2 separate regions of the Homo sapiens genome follow, and region 2 is linked to region 1. The links are chromatin loops, found by intact Hi-C in ENCODE. Cell type or tissue: Calu3. All regions are shown on one strand. Links, peaks and the distances in the headings refer to the core of each region. The heading gives the core; the rest is flanking DNA. Region 1 has its middle 76 kb from the start of LINC02200. Region 2 has its middle 93 kb from the start of YTHDC2.

Evidence for each region. Peaks named below come from ENCODE experiments on the same cell type or tissue, not always from the same donor. Only the 100,000 strongest peaks of a DNase experiment are listed, where the experiment ranks them.
Region 2: it touches region 1 in a loop (10-fold over the local background); 19 of 110 quality-filtered maps call a loop at or near these places.

What each region holds. Positions count from the first base shown.
Region 1 is chr5:112,547,964-112,557,039 of GRCh38, forward strand. No RefSeq gene overlaps it. Among named protein-coding and RNA genes, the nearest start is that of LINC02200, 76 kb to the right of the region's middle. In Calu3, for the core only: a CTCF peak has its summit at 3,655 (motif pointing right); DNase peaks (open chromatin) are centred at 508 and 3,648.
Region 2 is chr5:113,601,681-113,610,756 of GRCh38, forward strand. No RefSeq gene overlaps it. Among named protein-coding and RNA genes, the nearest start is that of YTHDC2, 93 kb to the left of the region's middle. In Calu3, for the core only: a CTCF peak has its summit at 5,047 (motif pointing left); a DNase peak (open chromatin) is centred at 5,021.

The sequences.
Region 1 (9,076 bases), core at 348-8,347:
GATCCTGAATACCAAGAACAAATTGTGTTGTGTAAACTAAAAATAAAATCCTACCCTGCCCCCGCCAACCCTGGCCTCTCTACTGAGAACAGACTCTCTTGTAGCTGAGGGGACCCCAGAAAAAGCTTAAAACTGAGTTCCTGACCATCATGGGACAGCAGGTCAGACTACCTCATTAGACCTCCTTTTATGGCTTAGACAGAACAAGTGACCAGCCTAAATGTTAAAATAAAGATCATAAGTTTAACACAACAGACTCTTGGTGACAATAAGATACCAACATATAAAAAGGACCTAAGGCCATGTCAGGCAAGAGTTAAGTCACGCATCCCTACACTTGAAGAATAATCTATGTTCTAACTGCCACAAAATTTTTCTTTTTCTCCAGCAACTAAACAAGCACTGGCCTCAAGATAAGCACGATTAAAACAGTCACAACTCATCCAGCTCACAGACGCTGACTCACTGGACTGTTCCACCAGCCATAACTACAGTTTTCACTGGACAAGAGACTGACTTCAATAACTTTCCCCAGATAAGAAAACCACCAACCCTGGACTGGTTCTGGCCAGTTTACAAAGATTATGCACTTGCATCCCTTCATGTCTTGAAAAGATCTTTTGAAGTACAGGGCCTCATTATAATACACTTAAATGTTGCATCTCCACCCCAAAGTGAACATGGGTTTTATATTACTTGCATGTTTGTTCAAGACGTATGCATCAGGGCCACCTTCATGAATATTCACAGCTCCTCCTGTAACCTGTTGAATATGTATGTTTAGTCAACCTGTTCAGTATAAAACTTATACCCCAACCCCTCCTCCTTCCAAGTGCCTGTTTCTGGGCTCCAGCCAGAGGCTGTACTTCCCAGTCTGAAGGATGGCCATCTTATAGGCTGTAACACTTTAGATGAAATAGTCTCTTCTCCCGTTCTAAATTTATACATCTTGTGATTTTTAAGTTAACAGTTGCTACTGCAAAATGAAAGTAGGGAGGACCATGTCTCAGATGCTGGGGATTTTCTGGGATGTATCTTAGTACTTCCATGAGTAATAAAGTTAATGGAAAATTCCAGCAATTAAAACAAGAGACAACCACTGAGGTCTCAGACACTTAGGAATTCATTCCAACATTTATTCAGGAATTGATATTTGCATTACCCCTAAATACTGGGGCATGATAAACTAGCATCATCACTCCCCTTAGAACCAGCATCATCATACCCCCTAGAGACCCCAGCACCAACCAGTTAGCACCTCTCCTTGAAGGTCACGGTCCTACCTATTCCCTACCAGGGGCCACCTTCAAAATCCTGAGGCAATAGTACAATGCAATGACCCTCAACCCGGTCTCAGAGGTTTCAGTTTCAGCTCTGCGGGGCACCACCTCCTTCAAGCTTCTAAACTTTAACAACTCCAAACTCTTTCATGTATTCACCCAGTTCTAGAGCAGTAACTGCTTCTACGATTTCTGCCTTCTCAGTGTTTCCTTTCTGCCTTTTCATTTCTTGAGTACTTGATTAAAAAATCTTTACATGAAATCTCCCTGTTCAAATAATCAGTGTGATTTCTGTCTCTTGACTGTACAGTTGATCTTCCATAAACCCTATGAGATTATATCCATTTTTCAGATGAGAAAACAGACACATAGAACAGATGAGTAACTGGACCAAGGCCACACAACCAGTACAACACAGGAATAGGACTTAAACCCGGGTATTTCTCATTCCAAAGCCCTTGTTCTTTTAAACACTGCACAGTTCTGCAAGATGAAGGCAGATCTTTTACATTGTTCTCTGACCTCTTCTAGCAATGATACTGGTATTCAAATTAGACTGGGTGGAAACAAGGTAGGTCATGTAAATGCAAGAGCGAGTGCACCTGCAGCTTTAAGAGAATATATGACACAGGGTCCAAGTGAATTATCTTCCAAAACACTCAAGTAGCCTGCAGACATGATTGGAGATACTGTAGTAATCTCCAAGAAAACATGAGGAGCTTCTGGAACACTGAGATAGTTAAATATTTTTGCCTTTAGAAAATAGATATAGAGATATTTAGTCTTGACATTAAACCCCAGGAAAAACCTAGGATGACCCTGTGTGTACTTTTAACAAAAACTGCCTGTTCTCTGGTTGGACACATGGGATACATTCTGGAGGGACATCAAGAAGTGCTGCTGCCACCTCCAGCCAAGGGCTGGGCATGGGACTCAAGCCAATCGGATACTCTCTCCTTAAAATGTGATTCTTGATCAGAGAAACAAAAGACTAAAACTATTGTTGCTGAAACAGTAGCAGTACCATGAAAATACTGTTCATTAGTTTCAATTGCACATATTCACCTGAAAGTTACAAGGAGAAGACTATAACTTCTTTATGTTCAGGGACTTCATGTTCAGAGTTCATATTGTTAACCACTAGATCCAAAGTGCCCAGCACAGTACCTGGCATAGAGTAGGTGCTAAATAAATATCAGCTGTGTGAATAAATAAAAATAATAAAGAATTTCCAACAATTTAACAATGCAATTGTTATATCATGAAGTAGTGAGTTCCTTGTCACTGAAGAGATTAAAATAGAGCCCATCTCTCAGCATGACAAAAAAAAATTCCTGCATTGAGTAGGTGGTCTCCAAAAAGCATTCTACTTCTGGCTTTGTAATTCCACAACTATTTCTTATTTACTCTTAAAAAACATATTTTAAAGTAAAAATAGAACACCATATTCACACAATATACAGAACACAAACTAGGTGGTCGGGACAAGAGATATATGACATTTTTTCAAAAGTAGGGTAGCATTTCTTCACATGCTCACAAAAAAGGCCAGCAAAAGCTGTTGCAGGAGATGTAAACCATCACTGGACTTGTTTGCAGTGACCTACACTTGATCTATTTCTAGTCTCAAGGAAAGCGAAATAAGAAAATGGATAGTTTGGTTGCCATGGTTATTCCCAGCCACCAGCTCACCTCACCACCCATTTTCCATCATTTCTAATAACCTAGTTTCCCAGAGTGATACTGTAGGAGCCAATAACCCAGGCTCTTTATTAAATGGTTTCCCCTGGTGCCACCCTCATCCAGCCACTTTTTACAGCTTTCCTTTGTCTCACCAGTCTTCAGCATGGCTCAGGAATGAAAAATACTCACCTAAAACTACCAAGATTTTTCAGTGCAGGGAAATCTTGTGCTTGGTTGCATCCACTTAAGATTCTGAATGGTTTATGTCTTCCTGAACTTTAAGGATAAATTCCTCTGTGGCCAAGGGGAAAACAGTTGAGATGGTGGGTTGCTATTTTCTTTAACATTGATTTTACTTACTTTATAATCAGCCTACTTTGCCTGGGAAAGGAAGGTGACATTTAAGAAAACAGTCTGGAGAATGTGCTATCTGGTGAAACTCAGCTAGACAGCTCTCTTGGTTGTTTCAGATTTCTTTAGTAGCTAACAAAGACAGTAGCTCAACTTTTGGCAGAAGCCCATGAGAATGGAAAGTATCCATTTGGAGTCTCTTAGGAGATACTTTGTGGGAAATTGTGCTTCCTTGGTAAATTCTGGTCTATATTACAGCAGGCTGTGGAAGTGTGGCTTTCTATACACACAGTTTTTTAAAAGGTATTGCTGGTGACACAGATCTACACATCTAAACACTAGGGGGCAACCTTGCCTTTTGTGTCACCAATCAAAGCCATTTTACAGAACCATAATATTTAAGGAAATACATGGAACCATCAAATCTCAGCCTTCTTCTTCACCAGTTTTATTTTAATATTGGCATCCAGATGTTACAAACGGCCAAAGGCCATTCTTAAAAGCAGATCCAAATTAGGGGAGGATTAAATGTATATAGACTTGAGTTTTTCATAGCATTCACTGGAAGGAACATCAGCAGCCTCACAACTGTTAGAATTCCCTCCCGCTCTGGGTGTGGACATTCATTGATTAAACGTTTATTTCAGGCAGCGGGGATTCTCTGGTGAACAAGAGACAAGGTCCTTGCTTTTGTGGAGCTTGCACTGAAGTAGAGGAGACAGATACTAACCAAGTAAACGAAAATAATTTTAGGTAATAATTTCAATGAAAAATAACACCGTAATGGAATAGAAATAGGGCATGAGGGGAAGAGAACAGTGCCAGGAAAGGCCTTAGAGAAGCTGGCATGTGACCTGAAGCCCAGATGAGAAGGAGCCAGCCAGACCAAGGGCTGGGGGAAGAGTGGTCCAGGCAGAGCGAAGAGCAAGTGCAGCAGCCCTGGGTAAGGACAAGCTTTGGGTGTTTCAGAATAGAAAGAAGCCAGTGTAGCCAGAGCATGGAGAGGGGAGGGAAAGGTGGGATAAAATGAGGCTGGAAGACCATCCGGGTTCAGACCACATAAGGACTGGTTGGCCAAGGAAGGAGATGAATTGTATTCTAAGTTCGATAGAAAGCAGTGGAGGAAGAGTCCAAAGGGCGAAGGGACTCGAGTTCACCTTCGCTGTTATCGCCGAGGATGTATTCTGCTCCTGACAACACTCACATTGCTCCAACCTAGGACCTCTCAGCCCAGAACAGAGCTCAGAAGCCCAGCACACCCCAACGAAGGCATCCTTTAGAGTGTGGATCCGTGCAAGGAAAAGGCAGAGGCAGAGGCAGAGGCAACATTTTGGAAACACTGAACCCTGTGGCCAGTACCCATTTTCCTCTGAGAAAATATTTCAATCCACAAACCTCCTTTAGGCCAGAAAGGAAAAACAAAAGAGGTAGAATTTCCCACTGTGATATGCACAGATCAAATTTAGGCTCTAGGACACCTGAGTTCTGTGTGGCTCTCTTTTTTGCCTGGCACCAAACAATGAAGCTTTATGATAAACAATGATGGTGACAATTTGACAGGAGACTTGGTCTATCTCTTGCACTAACTAAGGCATTTTAGTCAGAGGGCAAACATTCTGTAGTAAATGAAGGCTGGCTCAGTTAGCCTGAAGCAAGACTTTCCTGTCCACGCAGTCATACCCAGAGTTGTTTATGAGCCGCTCTGCTTACTTAGCTTTGTGGTGGGGCACTGACTGGCATCTCAGCAGGCTGGAGTAGAAGGGAAGAGGAGGCCTTGCCACCTGACTACACAAAACAAAGGTGTAGGACTGCATTTTCCCACATAACTGCATGTGGGCACGCAAGTGCTCACAGACCGATAAGCTGCTTTTCTATGACTTTTTCCCCTTTTTGAGGTTGTTCTGGATGAATGTCATTACCTGAGAAACTGGCCCATACAAGTAACATAAGTGAAGAATGTATATGTTGCAGGGTCTGCATCCAAGAGGAGAGGATGTGCCCCATCGAAAGGGAACAGCTGCCACCCAGCTCCAGTCAACTGTTTCCATGCAGGAATGTGGGGCCAATGCTGTAAGATCTCCTGATTTGTCTACAGAAACTGGAAATCCAGATTTTTTTGTGCGATCTCCTCTTTAAATGTTTGCAAATGATTTAATAAAAAATATCGCTGAGCTGCCAAGTAAATTGTGTCTGTGGGCTTGACATGGTCTGTGGGTCTCTCATGTATGAACTCTGCTTTAGTCAATTTTCTAACATTTATGAAAATTTCAAGTGTATAGAGAAGGTGAAATAACTACAGTGCACAGCTCTAGATGCCTATCACCTAGATTCCACTTGCTTTCTCACCTATCTTTTCATTTATTTATTTTAACTGTATGGGAATTTGAAGGGGCAGGAAAGAAGGAAGGAGAGGGGAAAGTCCTGTAGAGGTGACTCTCGTATCAACTCATCTCTGAAAGTTCAATTGCATCCATTCACCTGGTTTTCTATTTGGCCTTGATGTAAAACTGGACCCCCAAAATGAGGGACTTCAAAGCCCTTTTCAGCTGGGTGCCTTGAGCAGATCCAATCTGCCTCACAAAGTGAGATTCCAGGGCTAAGCCCCTTGATGCTGGAGGGTTTTGTGAATTAGGGAGAACACATCTTCTCCCATCTCCCTGGACATGGAGATGAAGTGAGAGAAGTGAGAGAAGTGAGGCCTACAAGATCTGGGCAGTGCTATGGGTTATGGATTGCCTTCCACTGACCACAGTTTAGTCAGAAAGGGCCAGATGCAAACCGTGGGATCTCGACCAGGAGGAAAAGCATGCATTTAGAGGTGTCACTCACTCTGAGTATGTGTGAGCAGGCCTCTTTGCACAAGGGATGCTCATTTTGTGTGAAAAGTTAGAGACGAAAGCTTTGACTGTGCAAACTGATTATTTTAATTAAGTCCCATGAGACTTGATGCAGAATGCTTTGCAGAGGTTGAAAATAGCCTGTATCTGGGTTCCCACATGTGCACCAAGACCCAGGGAAGATATTTAAATCCTGGCAGCAGCTCTCATGTTGGCTTGTCTAGAGAGACTGATCGGCAGCCTGACTTGTCCTTTGTGGCGACTGAGAAGCACCTGAGGCATAGAGCAGGAGAGAAAGCTTTTATACCTACTACTGTTCCCCCACTGCCTCCACTGCACCAAAGAAAATTATATTCCCCGTGCGGTAGCAGCGTATCATTAAGGGATAGTAATCACCATGGTAACCAAGGATAATCTGCTATGAGCAAATGGAAAAAGAAAGAAAAGCATTGGGTCAGGGCTTGCTACAACCACATAAGCTCAAAATGCTCCCGATTTAAAGTAATATGGAAAAGAAATATATTTTCTAGACTGGCAGCTGGACGAAATTTTAGAATCATTACGTCCTAAAAGTGAAAGGAATCTTACAGAATGACTAAGGGCCGCAATTAAATGCCTGCAAGGTCAGCAGATCGGGTAAATATTCAGGCCAGAGACACCACTGTGGTGGTGGAGGGAATGGGTGCAGGGGTGGGTGTGGAAGTGGGGCCGGGCTCTGAAAGACAGGGCAGCAGCATCTGCAGCTGCAGCTGATTGGAGCCACAGGAGAGGCTGGCCCTCTGATGTCAGATCGTGTGCCTTCTCAAAGAGAGCTGAGAATGCAGATTTTTTATAGGAAGTATCTCAATTTTGACTACTAATTAAAGCTAATTTAAAGCATGTTAACTAAAACACATCTGTGAACTCCCAATTTACAACATTTGATTAAATACACATGCCCATTCTTTTTTTTTTAAACTTTGATACTGAGGTCCAGAAAAGTTGTGATGCGTGTCACACAGTCAATTCATGAGCAAGTCAGGCCTCTGGGTTCTGGACTCCCAGTGCTGTGCTCCTTCCCTCCTAGAATGTGATGGTGACACTCCACCTTAGCTCCAAGGGCCTCATTTCCACTTTAATTGGGACCTAAACTCCATTAGATAATTAGGCTTTCCTATGGGCTAAAAATTTAGAAACCATAAAGAGGAAAGAGATGTGTTTATTTCATTAGAGATCATACAAAGAAGTGAGCTGTGTGGGGTCAGCACCAAGAGCTCAATAGTGCCAGAGCCAGCACTGTGGCTGGACTCAGCCTGGTCTCTCGGTGAGATCTCAGCTTCACATTCTCCTCATCTGCAAAGGAAGGAGGGTGGTACCCGTGCAGACCTGAGTAGTACATTGTGCTGTCTTCTGTAGACAACAGTAACTGCCCTGCATGAGGACAGGCACTCTGTGCCACCTGGCCATCATGGCAGGAGGCTGCTGGCAGAGCTTCACCTGGTTTCCACTGCCAGTCCCTTATGCCCAGTGGCATTGATTTTGCAAGACAGGATGGTGGGCTGGCATCAGCCCTCTGTGGGCCAGAGAAAGGGGTTCTAAACATTGTAGATGGAAAAGAACTAAATACTCACAGAAGTCAAGTAGCCATCAGGAGGGTTGGTGTGGGCCATAATGCTATGAACAGCTGCCAGTGTTTTCTCCTGAAGTCCCCTGCCCTACCATGACCCCAAGACCACAAAAGCTCTGGAACCTGAGTGTGCCTCATTCACATATTAGATGACTCAAGGGCTAGACCATGCAAACGGATGCATCAGTGCCTCTTCCAAATGGTTGGAAGAGTCTATATTTCCATTCTTGCTCTTTTTTTGTGAAGCCACATCTGGATCCAGCATGCTCCTCTGCTGAAATGGCCTTTCTTTCCTGCAGTCCTGCAACGTTCTCCCAGGTTCACAGGAACCAGAGCAAGGTAACAAGAAGCACAGTACGCTACCTTGTTCGCTGTCAACATTTATTTTTCTTTTTTAAATCACCAAATTAATTTAAATGGTTTTACTTTTAATAGGGAAAAACACAGAAAAAAAAATCCACACAATTTTAAAGGGCATGTGGTAGATAAAAAAAGCCAACTCCCCTTCTACTCTTCTACTCCTGACCTCCCACACTCCCGTTTCCTTCCTCCCAGACATACATAGCAATCAGTTTCTTGTTATGTCCTTCTAGAGATATTCAACACATATTTTCATATCATTGCTTTTGTTGTTTTCACCACAAATTGCAATATGCTATATGCTGTTCCAAACCTTACTTTTTCACTTACTACACCTTGAAGATAGTGCCATATTATTACATGCAGCTCTGTCTTTTTTTTTAAACATAAAACATGCTGTTATTCCATTGTATGGATAATAGTAATTTATATGAACAGTCCCATATTGATAGACAAATATGTTTCTAATCTCTTGCAATTTTGATAATGAAATAAATTCTATGTGCAGGTAAAATATATCTACTGATAAGTTTCTAAAAGTAGGATTACTAGATCAAAGGATTTGGGCATTTTTAATTTTGAAAAATAATCTCAAAATGCTCTCCACTGAGATTATACCAATTCATAGTCCCATCAACTCTACATGAATACTCATTTCTCTCCAACTTTGCCAACACCAAATAATTTCAAAATCTTTGATCTTTGATAATCTGATAGGTGAAAACTGATGCTTATATTCTTACTTTACATTTCACTTACAATGACAAAATTGAGTTTCATATGTTTAAAAGTCATTTATTCTATATTTCCTTTTATGTGCATTGTCTGCTTATATTTTTTGTTGTCAATTTTTCTAATAGGGTTTGTAGGAATTTTTTTTTTTTTTTTTGAGACAGGGTCTCACACTGTCGCTGAGGCTGGAGTGTGGTGGCACAATCACGGCTTACTGTACCCTCAAC
Region 2 (9,076 bases), core at 275-8,274, 1.1 Mb after region 1:
TGACCTGCTTACTATTCCTTGAATATACCAGGCATGTTTCAGACTCAGGGACCCACTGAAGCTCTTCACTTTGCTCTTCTCAGAATATCTGGACAACTAGATGTCACCATTTAGTATTAGTTTACTATAAAGTTTTCTTTTAAATCTTAACTTTTAAAATGAATAGAGTAAAATGAACTTTTTTAAAGATGGACAGTTCTTTGAATTTTAACACATGTACAAATTTAGGTAACCTTCACCACAATCAGGATGCAATTTCATCATCCTAAAAAATTCCCTTGTGCTACCCCTTTGTAGTTACATCATCCCCCCGACCCCTAACCCCTGCCAACCACTGATCTGTTCTCTGACATTCTTGGTTTGTCTTCTTGAGAATGTCCTATAGATAGAATCATACAGTATGTAACCTTTTGAGACTGGCTTTTTCACTTAGCATAATGTCTTTGAGATTCATCCAAATTATTGTTTATATCTACAATTCATTTTATTTTCTTTTATTGCTGAATAGTATTCACTATTTTTGAGAATAGCTATATCATTTTGCATTCCTCCCAGTAATGTCAGAGAGGTCCAGTTGTTTCACATTGTTGATAGCTGTTACTATTGTCGGTATTCTTTATTTTCACCATTCTATTAGGTGTGCAATAGTATCTGATCATGGGGTTAAGTGGTATTTCTCTAATAGCCACTAATGTTGAACATCTTTGCATGTGCTTATTTGTCAACCATATATCCTCTTTGGGTAAGTCACCTATATTTCCTCTCCAAGTCTTTAGACCATTTCAAAATTGTTTTCTTACTGTTAGTTTTGAGAGTTCATTATAGATTCTGAATACAGGTCCTTTGTCAGATATGTGACTTGAAAATACTTTATTTGTAGCTTGTCTTTTCATTCCCTTAACATTTTTTATAATTTTTAATTTTGATAAGCTATATCTTTTTTTATGGATAGTGATGTTGGTGTCATACTGAGAACTCTTTGCCTAACCCCCAGTTATGAAGGTTTTCTTCCATTGTTTTTTCTAAAAGTTTTATAGTTTTATATTTAGATTCATGATCCATTTTGAGTTAATTTTTGGATAAAGTATGAGATAGGTTGAGGTTCATTTTTATGTACATGAATGTCCAATTGTTCCATCACTATTATTTAAAAGACTACCCTTTCTCTCTTGAATTGCCTTTGCACCTTTGTCAAAAAATCATTTGGCTGTATTTATTTGGTTCTTGAGTTCTTGAGTTGAGGAGACAAAGTTAAGAGTGGGAAAACCAAAGCACCTAGAGCTCTTAGAACAGACAGAAGACCAGAGATGAGAGAATTTCATAGAGAGTAAACCGCAACTCTCTGCAGAGGGTCCCTCTGGAGTGTTCAGCAAGCTGCTGATCAGTGCATGCGTGCAAAAACTACCTGAAGTCAGGAAAAGAACCATCTGAAAGGATTAAAGAAAACAGTGCCTGGTGCTTATAAATGGCCAAAAATAGTGCCTGTTCCCACCAGACTTGCAAAACTTCAAAAAAGGGAAAATGGTACAAAAAACAAATGGAAATAACAAATAGAGACAAAGACAACAACAAAAATAGAAAACAGACAATAGACTCAAACTGAAAAAATTAGTAATCTTATGATATGGCTTGGCTGGGTCCCCACCTAAATCTCATCTTGAATTGTAGCTTCCATAATCCTCGTGTGTCATGGCAGGGACCTGGTGGGAGGTAACTGAATCACGGGGGTGGGTTTTCCATGCTGTTCTCATGATAGTGAATCAGCTGCACGAGATCTGATGGTTTTATAAAGGGCAGTTTCCTGCACAGGCACTCTTGCCTGCTGCCATGTTAAGACTTGCCTTTGCCTTCACCTTCTACCATGATTGTGAGGCCTCCCCAGCCATGTGGAACTGTGAGTCCATTAAACCTCTTTTTCTTTATAAATTACCCAGTCTTGGGTATGTCTTTATTAGCAGCGTAAGAACAGACTAATACATCATATTAAGTGGAATGGTCCAAAAACTCCAAATAAAAGGGAGAGCTTGTCAGATTGGATAAAAAACCAAGACCCAGCTACATGATGCCTACAAGAAATGAATCATAAATGTAAAGACACACAGGTTAAATGTTAAAAAAATGAAAGAAGTTATGCCATGCTAATATTAACTTTTAAAAAGCTAGAATGGTTATATTAATGTCAGACAAAGGATAATTCAGAACAAAGAATATAATTGGGATAAAGACAGTAACTTAATAAAAGATCAATGGATATAATAATCCTAAAAGCTTATGCTCTTAATAATAAAAGAGCTTCAAAATGACTTAAGTGAAAATTGATAGAACTGCAAGGAAAAATAGGTAAGTTGACAATTATAGTCAGAGATTTCAATGTCTCTCAATAATTGTTAGAAAAAGTAAGCATAAAGTCAGCAAAAAATAGTAGGCTTGAAAAACACTATCCATCAACTTGACTTAATTAACATTAATAGAACTTACCACATAACAGGATTAGAATACACAGTCTTTTCAAGTGCACATATAATACTTATGATAGACCTGTTGTGGGCCACAAAGCAAATCCCAATAAATTTAAAAGCATTCAAATCATACAAAGTGTGTTCTCTGACCACAATGGACTTAAATTTGAAATCAGTAACATTCTACTTTGAACTAGCTAGAAAAAGCAATGTTTTCCCATTGACTTCCTCATAACTTCCAGCATTTACTTTCATTGGATGAACTGGTCACGTACACCATTGTCTCTACACCAATCACTGTGCTAATTAGTCTCTGTTAAATGTCTTCCCAAACACATGGACCAAGAGTAGAAAAGAAATGGTTCTCCAAAGGAATAGCAAAGTTATATTATCACAACAAAGATTCTGGGGCAGGGAAAATTATTAGTTTCCCACTACCAAAAGCTACTTGAACTAATTAATGAGTTTAACAAGGTTCCAGGATACAAAATCAATATACAAGAACCCAGCTGTATTTCTGTATATTGGCAACAAACAACTGTAAGTTAAAATAAGAAAAAATGCCATTTACAAAGCATCAAAAAAGATAAATATTTAGGAATAACTGACAAAAGATACGAAAAACCTATACACTGAAATGTACAAAATGTTGCTGAGAGAAATTAAAGATGACCTAAAAAACAAAGATTTACTTTTTCATGGGTTGGAAGACTCAATATTGCTAAGAAGTCAGTTCTCTGCAAAATCTATAGATTCATCAGAATCACAAAAGTGGGCTTTTTTGTAGACATGGGCAAGCTGATTTCAAAATTTATATGGAAATGTAAAGGACCTTAGCATAGCCAAAACAATGGAAAAAGTACAACTTTAGAGGGCCCATACTTAATTTTTATCTAATTCAAGACTTAACAAAGCTTTATGCTATAGTTTGGATATAGTTTGTTTGACCCCTTCCAAATCTGATGTTGAAATTTGGTTTCCAGTGTTGGAGATGGGTCCTAATGGGAGGTGTTTGGGTCATGAAGGTAGATCCTATGTGAATAGATTAATCCCCCTCTCTCTTGCTTTCTTGCTTGCCATGTGATCTCTGTACAGCTGGCTCCCCTTTGCCTTCTGCCATGAGTGGAAGCAGCCTGAAGCTCTCACCAGAAGCAAATACTGACACCATGCTTCTTGTATAGCCTGCAGAATCATGAGCCAAATAAACCTTTTTATAAAAAATAAATTACCATCTCCGATATTCCTTTATAGCAACACAAACAGACTAAGACACTTTAGTATACAAAACAACCTGGTTTTTACATAAATGTGGACACATAGAGCAGTAGAAAGTAATGGAAAGTCCAGAAATACACTCAACATCTATGGGCAACTGATTTTTTTTCACAAGGACACAAAGATAATGTGGTAGAAAAAGTACAGTCGTTTCGATACAGGAGTTGGAAATTATTTAGGCAGATAGGGTAAGAAAGTCCTCAGTAAGCTTTCCTTTTTGTAAAAGCAGCCCCCAAATCATTTCTTTTCTAACAAAAAGCAGCCTGAAAAATCAAGCTGCAAGCATAACTAAGCAAGCTAAAATCTTGCATAGGTAAATACCAGCAGCTGTGCCAGTAGAGAAAGGCTACCTGGGGGCCAGTCATGTTCAACATGGTGGCTCCATCTTCCCTTTGTGAACCACGTGTACAGTAAGGAACAGACAACATGGCGCTGGCCAGGTAGAGAGCCCATCTGCACAATAAAAGATTAGGGTGGGATGGGCAGCTTCCTTGAACCCCATGCAAACATAACAACTGGTTCTACCAATCTCTTGGGCCCTATGTAAATCAGACACCACCTCCTCCTATATAAATCAGACACCACCTCCTCAAGCTCATCTACAAAACCCCGTTTATTTCATCACAAAACTGGAAGACCCACTCGGGTGCCCCTCTCTCTGTGCAGAATAGAGAGCTATTCTCTTTTTCTTTTACGTATTAAACCTCTGCTCTTAAACTCTCTACTTGTGTGTCCATGTCCTTGAATCCCTTGGCGTGAAACAACGAACCTCGGGTATTTATCCCAGACAATGTCGCCGCTTCATTTTGGGGCCCCATCTGGGACATCCTTTCATTTCAAGGCTGTCGGCCTCCATTCTGGGCATTTTGGCTGTGTTTTGAACTGATTTCCCTTCATGGAAACCTAGCCATTGCATGGGGCTGGAATAAGTCCTGGAGGATTTCTGGCCAGGTCTACACCCTGGTGTTATCTGAAGGCTTCTGGACTGACCCGCCTCCAACTGCTCAATCAGGCATCGGCAACAGGATCTCCAGCTTTACTTATCATAATTTCCTCCTTTCCTGTCTGCGACTGCCATGTCTCCTCTCTCTGTATGCAATGTGGTGGGAATTTTTACAGTTCAGGGAAGTAATCCTATTAGGCAAGATCAGGAAATGTAGGATGCTGCAGTAACCAGGAATATAGCTCAAGGGAATGTCGTTTTTGTGATTTTTCTAGGAACTGAGGGTCTCCACCACTCCCCCGCCCCACCACTGTGAGCATTTCTCCGCCCTTGGGCTGGAGGGCACATGGCATTTCAAGGTCAACAGCACCACCTAGTGGAATAGAAATCTCCTCCCTTTTGGCACCTCTCTACTAGAGACCAGGCTTTATGCGCTTCTGTAAATGGAAAAACTCTCCCTTCAGCAATGAGGAGGAAAAAATCCTCTAAAATCAAATTTTAGTCTCGATACCGTCCCATCAGCAGGAAAATGGCCATTCGGTCCCTACGTTCTTTTAAGGCACATATTCTACCTCCCATTAAAACGATACTTAAATAGTAAGAAGATTTTATGTCTGGAAGTTCACCGGAACCATTCTCTAAGGGTAAGTGCTTTAGCATGGGCCATAATAGCAGGATATAGAGTTTAATCTAGTACACTCCCTCCATTAAATGGGTCTTGCTCACATGAAACTATTATGTAGTTTTTCCTGAGATCCATCTTTCTGGGAGCCACACGGGCCAGATGAGTCCAGGAAATCAAAGGGATATCACAAGTGGAGGACTAAAGTCACAAGAGTGAACATAATCCCAAATCGCTTAGTTCCTTTGGTTCCATGCTGAGGGTCATGCCTGCAACCATGGGTGGCACATTTAATAAATGCCAGGGCTCAGGGAACTAGGGAGGGAAAACAGGTGGGGGGATGCCTCCACTGTCTTTCCCTCTACCTTGGGCCATTTCAAAGGAAAGGAAGGAGACTAAAGGCATACGTTTTTCTTGCTTCTCTTTCTAGATAGGTAACAGACCATCTTCAGCCTGAATTCCTCTGGAATGTGTTCTGAAGCACTGGGACTCCTTTGACACTAGATTTTAAAGAAAAAGTGGGTCACTTTCTTATGCACAAGGGCATGGCCTTCTTACTAGAACTTTGCAAGTGTTGCACAATCAACTCAGCTTTTTTACCAGTCATATCAGGAGGGCCCAAAGAAAATGATTCCCCAAAATTAGAGAAACAAACCCTCAGGAAACCCTTGAATGCAACCCTCGAATGCAACTTCCAGATGCTGTGGCCCTTCCTGCCCCCCATCCACATGTCAGCTCCTCCAGTTCTACTACCCAAACCGCTAGACTTTTCTATGGTATTTCTCCTTCCTTCTTTCACAGTTTAAAATGGCTCCTATTCCTTCTTTTATAATGTTCCTCCAAACAGAGAAATGTCAAGTTCCCCAAACCTTAAAGTGCATCGCTTAGAGTTGAGCTCAGGAGCAGGGAACCCAGAAGCTGACATGCCAGCAAAACGGTAAAAGTTTTTTTTTAACCAGTTGGGCTTTTGGCCTCTCTGTCTCTGGGCAAACTGGTAAAAGGGATAATAAGGATCACTGATTACATTCTCTGTTAAGTTTTAATTAATGAAAAAGGATTTGTGTAGTTGGTCTTAAGCTGTCGTCAATCTGGTGTGCTTTGCATGTCTTTCTGCATGGTTCTGTCAAAAGAAAGGGTGCCTTAGGACTGGGACCTCATAAACCTGCTGTTCAAGCCAGCCCTACAAAATGATCGGTGATGAAGTTTGCTGCAGGCCTCCATCTTGTTTTATGTCCTTGGGAACATGAGCTGTGACTACGTGGCAATATTTTGTTTTAGTCTCTGCCATTCTACAGTGGTGGCTGTCTTCTTGTGCTGAGTCACTTCCTGAGTGGGGGCTACAAAATCAGATGAGCCAGTTTGTCAATCTGGGTGGTGCCAGCTGATCCATCAAGGGCAGGGTTTGCCAAGTATCTTGAGCACTGATCTTGGGAGCAGTTTAGGGAGGGTCAGAATCTTGCAGCTTCCAGCTGCACGACTCCTGAGCCATGGTTTCTAATCTTGTGGCTAGTTTCTTGGTCTAGTGCCCAGACAAGAGGGAGGCTTATTTTGGGAAGGAGTTGCTATCATCTTTGTTTTAGGCTATAAACTGTAAACTAGGCTCCTCCCAGAGTTGGTTTGGCCTATGCCTAGGGATGGGCAAGGACAGCTTGGGGGCTGGAAGCAAGATGGAGTTGGTTGGGTTGGACCTCTTTTACCGTCTCAGTCATTTTGCAATGACAGTTTCAAAAGTTGCTTACCGCCCCTTTGAGAATACCTCATACACTTGCAGTTAAGTCATAACCTAATGGAGGCTTATTGGTTTCACCTGTGAGGTTACTTTTGGTAAAGTTCAAAAGCCAAAAATCTTAACCACTTGGTGTGGCTAATGTTGAGTAACAAGATATCTTAAATGATTTTCTTAAAGAGAGCTCAGCTTAATTAAAAGTGGATATTCAAGCTACAGGTATATTTTAAAGGCCTATACGTTTTTCTTTTCTTGGGTCTTGTTTTTCTGGAAAAAGGTTTTTATTCTCAGTTGACTGAATTATTTTTCTCCATTTTTTGTCTTGCCACTCTTTTTTTTTTTTTTTTTTTTTTTTTTGAGACAGAGTCTTACGCTGTCACCCAGCCTGGAGTGCAGTGGCACGATCTCGGCTCACTGCAACCTCTGCCTCCCAGGTTCTAGCAATTCTCCTGTCTCAGCCTTCCAAGTAGCTGGGACTACAGGCGCATGCCAGCATGCCCAGCTAATTTTTTGTATTTTAGTAGAGACGGGGTTTCACCGAGTTGCCCAGGCTGGTCTCAAACTCCTGAGCTCAGGCAATCCATGTGCCTTGGCCTGTGAAAGTGCTAGGATTACAGGCATGAGCCACTGCACCCAGCCTGTCTTGCCACTCTTAATGCACACATGAGATGGCCTAAGATAACTTTTGGTAGCCTGGAATTCCTTTGGAAAAACAGAGGAGATGCCAGAGACCCTGTTTTGGAAAAAAACCTCTGTTTTCCTCATGAAATCCCAGAATTAAAAGCGGATAAATCCCTCTCAAAATGAAAGGCTCTGTTCTATTTTGCATTGTGTTATCTGACGGTTTAGAGTTTGGGGAGTATCAGAAATTGCTTCACATTAGAGAGACCTTTGGTGTGTACTAACGAGGTAGGAAATATACTTTAAGGGATGGCTACTAGTAGTTATGGAGGGATACTTGACTCTTTGCACATTTGGATCAGAGAAGCACGCTGTTGACCACCTGGAAGATATGGAAACATCCCTACCCCCACTAAGAGATGAGACTCCCATGGGGGATGGGCTGATTACAAAATAGGCTTATTGGCTTTGCTTTGCCTTGCAATAAAATGCATGGTAGAAGCACTGCACTATCTTCTTCTATAGTATTTCTCTCCTTTTGGGGATCCAGGATCCAGTATAAAATGGCACCCTTAATTTTGGGGATCTGTCTTTGCCTTCAGCTGTGCCTGCTTATTAGACCCTAGAAATGAGTGCTTTCCTAGCCCTGTTCCTCCAAGGGCTCTACCCTGAAGCCAGTAATTCAGTTAAGAAACTGGCAAATGAAAAATCTTACAAGTACTGAATCTTCTGTCTGTCTGTATAGCTAAATATGTGTTGTGTGTAATGTCTATAAAACAGCTCTAATTGATTGGCTCAAAGAAAAATACACATTTAAATCAAGTATTTTTTAAAGCAAATATAAAAGCTATAATGCCTTTCAGTGCAAGTGGCTTTAATGTTTAAGAAATAAAAATAATCTTAGGGATTATTGGTAAAATATAAATGTCATCAAAATGCAAATGGGTGGTCTACATCATATAAGTCTGATACTAGGTTTGATAAATGTTTCAAGACTGTAAGCTGCCTGCTTTACAATTTGGTAAGGCCTGGGGACGTACAAAATTAACCACACCCCTAACTATGCTGGAAAAAGTGACTTTATCTGTGTCTAGTACATAATCAAAACAACTTACCAGGTTTCACATTAAAGTTAAAAACTGCTAAAAGTTATCATTATAACATGTAACTTAAACCACTAAAAATAGATTTACGTATGAGGTGTGTAAAAGCAGTAAAATGTGTCTTTAGTAGAAGATTATAAGAAGGCATGGAAATGTAAATTTCACCTAGGAATAAAGGATTGTCTTAAATTAGATAAGATACATCTGAATGTTTAAGCAAGTTGTGGAAATATTGTAAAATTAATCTTGCAAAAAAATCCTGTGTGTAAACATTAACTAAATTCAAAAGGGTAATACAAAAGGGTATTATATGGTCTTTTCATAAAT